Linked DNA regions of Homo sapiens: region 1 is linked to region 2. A link is an interaction called in ENCODE POLR2A ChIA-PET data of the cell type or tissue named here. Cell type or tissue: endothelial cell of umbilical vein. All regions are shown on one strand.

Region 1 (2,500 bases), 110 kb before region 2:
CCTCCGAGAGGGGAGCCTAGAGATAGCATAGTTTCATGCTAATCAGAATAAACAAAGGGGAATGAGGCCAATTCACAGTTGATAAATTTTGAGGAAAAGGAAAAACCTCTTTAGCTGATAATACCACTAAAGAGTTGATTAGCCCCTAAATTACTCGGCAGTGTCTCTGCAGACTTGGTCCTGCAGCCCGCTTCCCTCTGAGAGACTCTGTAAACTCCTCAGTGCAATCTTCTCTTAGAAGCAAAATCTGAACTATATGATCAAGGAGAAAGAGAAGCTCTCCTTCCTCCCTAGGCAATAGCAACATTGGAGTAGGGGGTTCTTTGGGGGAAAGTAACGAAGAGAGGAGCCATCTGTACTGTGGTTTTGAGAGGATTAATGCTGCCATGTCTATAAAGCACACAGTTAAGAGGAGTCAGAGGCAACAAGGTATTATTAAGCAGGAAAAGCTGTGAAGGCTACGGGCCACCTAAATCTATCCGGAGCAGGAAGGAAAGGCTTTAGCTCAGAATTTGTGGCTCAAGTTTCTTGACTGTCCAAGTTAAGAGAAAACAGTGAACAGTCTGCTAGAAACTAAAGGAGAGAATTGCAGCACCTTGTCGGAAGGATAAGACACAAGTAACATTTGCTTTGAGAATGACTGTCGGCCCAGGCTTGCTTGTATGTGTGTCTCTGTGTGTGTGTGTGAGTGTGTGTGTTTTGGGTTGGAAGGGAGGTTGAGGGGTTGGTTCTGGTCGCTCTGTTTCCTACAGAATAGTAGTTGAGGCCCTCTATAGGTATAGAAAGGCAAAGGCTATTCAATCTTCTCTGACAACCTTCTATGAAGTTCACTTAGTCAAGATGAGCACTTTTGAAAGCAAAGAAGGGAAACTGGATAATAATAGCTGCTACTTAGAGCAGGCTCTGTGCCTGGCAATATGCTACACACTTCACATGCATCTTCTCACTTAATCCTTTCAAAAACTCTTTTATTCCTATTTTATAGATGCGGCAATTGAGGTTAAAGTGATTACAGATTTTGTCTGAGGTCACATGATTACTACATGGTTCAGTGAAGATGTGTCTGCTCCAAAACCTACACTCTAGCCAGTGCTTTATCATCCATGTGCACAGTCTCAAAAAGAGCAGAGAGAATGGTTGGGGCTGGTGGAGTGGCAGGGAAACACAACCTAACACACGTGGCAAGTGTCCACAGAGGCCCGGATAGGAACTACAGCCCTCCTAAAAATGCAGCGCTAAAGCTATGTCAAAACTGAACAGCTGGCTGGGTGCGGTGGCTCACGCCTGTAATCCCAGCACTTTGGAGGCCGAGGTGGGCGGATCACCTGAGGTCGGGAGTTTGGGACCAGCCTGACCAACATGGAGAAACCCTGTCTCTCCTAAAAATACAAAATTAGCCAGGTGTGGTGGCACATGCCTGTAATCCCAGCTACTCGGGAGGCTGAGGCAGGAGAATCACTTGAACCCGGGAGGTGGAGGCTGCGGTGAGCTGAGATCGTGCCATTGCACTCCAGCCTGGGCAACAAGAGCGAAACTCTATCTCAAAAAACAAAAAACAAAACAAAACAGCTATCAGGGCCAACTATTCCATCACTGGAGAGGAAATCACCAACTCTCACTCTATTCCCTGAAATTAAAATACAGTACATGGAGGCTGAGGTCAACGGTGAAAATAATTATTCTTAACCAAGGGCTTCAACTGGGTGGAATCTCACCATCTTTTTAACCGAGTATCAAGTTAAGGATAAAACGTCACTAGAGTACAGCATCCAGGGGACTGTTCTCTGTTACTGTTTTGTTTTTTTCCATCCATGCCTTTCAACAGAAGAGGCTGGAAAATTCTTTGCATCTTTTGGAATGTCAGTTATTAAAATACTGCTTTGGAGCTCCCAATTCACAGAGCCCTAAATACTGTGGTTGAGGAGAAGAGTCACCTGGGGACCAGGAAAAGGAATGGAGAACAATGGACATTATGCAGTAGCTTGGTTACCTTGCCTTTTCCCTGAATGATAATAATCTTGCATTTGTTTCAGGAAAAATGGAGAGCAAAATCATTCTATCAGCACTCATACATTTTTCAATCAATCTAATCGATGGGGATCAGGTTTTTTTTTTTTTTTTTTTTTTTTGGCAACAGATATCTATGTACTCACTGTCACTTACGAACCTGTGCTCTGGCACAGACTCGTGTTCATGCTCAGTATTTCTTACCTCCTTCATTGTCCTTGCTATCTGTGCAAAGAGTCTCCATGGCTACGTCACAGCCTGCTCCTCTCCATCCAGGCTGGCACACACAATGCCAGCCATTTTGGTCCAGGGTACATCTTCCATTGCTGTTGCACAGACCAGGACAACCCTCTGTCGAGACAAAGAAGGAAAACACCAGTGATTTGAGTATTGAGTTTTTGCACCTAAAATAAACAGATAAGGGACACTTAGTGGGAACAGGCCTTTATAAACAGCACAAATACTGTAATTGCACATGGATAGAAACAGCAAC
Region 2 (2,500 bases):
GTTCAAGAGATTCTCTCACCTCAGCCTGCCAAGTAGCTGAGATTACAGGTGCCCACCACCCCGCCTGGCTAATTTTTGTATTTTTCGTAGAGACGGGGTTTCACCATGTTGGCCAGGCTGGTCTCAAACTCCTGACCTCAGGTGATCCACCCGCCTCGGCCTCCCAAAGTGCTGGGATTACAGGCGTGAGCCACCACGCCCGGCCTGCTACCTCTTGTTCTCTTGATATTGTGATAAGTGTTCTCTTGAAACTCTGAGAAGAAAATTAAGACAAATATTTTAAGTATTATTTTAGGAGCTACATATTTTGGAGGCCAATAGAAGCTTTTTCTGCGAAGGGGGTCAATAAAAGTTTAAATATTTGCTCTAAGTTAGCAATAGAAACTATTAGAAATGTTCAAGTCTGGAGCCTTACCTGCATTCAACCTGCCTTTCTCGTTTGATTTCTTATTCTTATTTATCTAAGGCATAAGAAAATTTGGACTTAAAATTAACTTTACTCTTGGAAATAAAACTTAGTGTGGTAATCACACGTCCCTCTTTGCCTGGTACAGCTATCAGTTTATGCTGCAATTCCAGGGTAACTGTTGATATGGCCCCTTCTCACTCTGCAAGTGTCCTGGCTTTAGTAATGAACTATATGGTCACCACAGAGCTTAGGCACTGAATTAAGCTTACAATAGCTTCCTCAATTATCCTCCTCTCTCTGAGACAAAGGTTTTTTTAGCCAGGGCTTGAAATAGGCCTTAAATATTAACAGCACACAGCAAATTCTTGAACTTTATATCTCCCTCTTCATGTTTCTTCCCATTCTCACAAATAAACAATATCCCTTCCTAGTCCTCTTAAGAAATACTAAGTTATAAAAGGTGCCATATTTTAAGAGACTTAGAATCCAAGTGATTTTTTACTATTCATTAGTATATAATTTAAGTTGACTTTCCCTTTTTTTTTTTTTTTTAAATAAATGATGATGGTGAAACTTTAAGAATTTCCTACCATTGGCCCAGGTCCAATTTTGAAATTTTTGTTAAGTAACCTTAGGTTCTTCATTTTTGGACCTCTTTTCCATATTCAGTAATATTCCTTTTCCCCACAGGTACCCTGTGTCTCCCCAAGCTGTCTTTAACAAAAGCATATGGCATCAGCATCAGTCAGTCAACCTTAGTCATCGAGCTACCTTCCCAGGCATATTTTACTTGAAGTTGTATCTTTAATTACGGAGGATTCCACTACTTACTACCTCACTAATGGTAGTTTATTAGTTATCAGTAAGTGGGTGGAGGTTAATTCTTCAGCTGGGAAAGGTTTCCTCTGGGGCAGGAAAGCTACCCCATATAGGATGCAGACACACGTCAGCAAGGCTGACTCAGACCCGGTGTGTGTATGACTGTTTTTACCTTCCCTACAACCATTTTAAAGAAGATAAAAAGAGAAAAAAGTATCATATCTTAGTTTAGTAAACAATATCTCTGTTTAGGTATTCTGTTTTTTTAACGACGTTAACAATTGATCTCACATTAATGCGGCTCAAGACATCTCAATATTGAAATAAAAAATGCACTAATAAAGAGGCAATTTAATATGCAATTTCATACATTAATAATTAGCAAAGCATTACTGAACTAGAAGGTAAAAAGCTATGGGAACATAACTAATGAACTATCCATGCCAAAGTAGGCTTCATAATAAAACAAGACTTTAATAAATCTTTTATTAAATGGCTACAAATGAACCGTTTTGTTAACATCTAATAGGTAACTACTAAGCTGTTTAATTCACGTATATAAATGAGGAACTTGCAGGCAATTAACTTTACAGTTGCTGAAGGACAAGGCTTCTCAATGAGAGTTACTGTACCATACCTTTAAGTGCTGCTGCTGTACTGGGCCAATTCTAAGCGTTTGCTCAGCTGCTCTGTATTCTTGTAGCAGCTATTATTACATACTGAAGCAGCTGAAGTATAAAATAAACAAAGGGCAAGCTATAGGCTCTCCAATGCCCTAAAAGTGAATAATCCAAAGTATAACAAATAGTGAGCTCAAAGAAAAGGAATTTTCAGGAAAATTGTAAGCAAGCACTTGGTATTATACATAGGGACCGATTGTTAATAGGAAATGATGACATAATAAGGAGATGCTTATGAACTGCAAAGGCATTTTTGGATCTCAGTGTGACTCTAGGAGATCTGAAAGTCACTGGAGATTATAGACCAGAAGTATTCTATTCACTGAGTGGGAATGTACAGTACACAGTCACATTGATTGTCTCCAGCAGGAGCAAATGTTAAATTCATTAGAGAAAGGAAATAAACATTTTTATGGAAGCAAGAAACTGCCTGGTGAAAAAGAATGCTTTTGAATAAATCAAAATGATAGCTATACTGAAACATATAGGACAAAGTAGAAAATCCTTTTATGCCTTTTCCAGCAATTCACATAAACTGTAAGTCTACAAATCACTGAGATTTTCAAGGGTTATTACATGCCATTTTGTAACC

The links. ChIA-PET counts read pairs that join two places held together with the same protein. Peaks named below come from ENCODE experiments on the same cell type or tissue, not always from the same donor. Only the 100,000 strongest peaks of a DNase experiment are listed, where the experiment ranks them.
Region 1: POLR2A ChIA-PET joins it to region 2 with 7 read pairs; 2 of 35 experiments call an interaction of 5 or more read pairs at or near these places.

The regions. Positions count from the first base shown.
Region 1 is chr4:182,713,945-182,716,444 of GRCh38, reverse strand. TENM3 (teneurin transmembrane protein 3) reads right to left here. Exons shown (of 28, transcript NM_001080477.4): 13 at 2,212-2,358. Among named protein-coding and RNA genes, the nearest start is that of DCTD, 200 kb to the left of the region's middle. In endothelial cell of umbilical vein, no CTCF peak of the experiment used is centred here; no DNase peak of the experiment used is centred here.
Region 2 is chr4:182,603,947-182,606,446 of GRCh38, reverse strand. The region is part of intron 4 of TENM3 (teneurin transmembrane protein 3); the gene reads right to left. Among named protein-coding and RNA genes, the nearest start is that of DCTD, 310 kb to the left of the region's middle. In endothelial cell of umbilical vein, no CTCF peak of the experiment used is centred here; DNase peaks (open chromatin) are centred at 1,306 and 2,066; H3K27ac peaks cover 2,416 bases.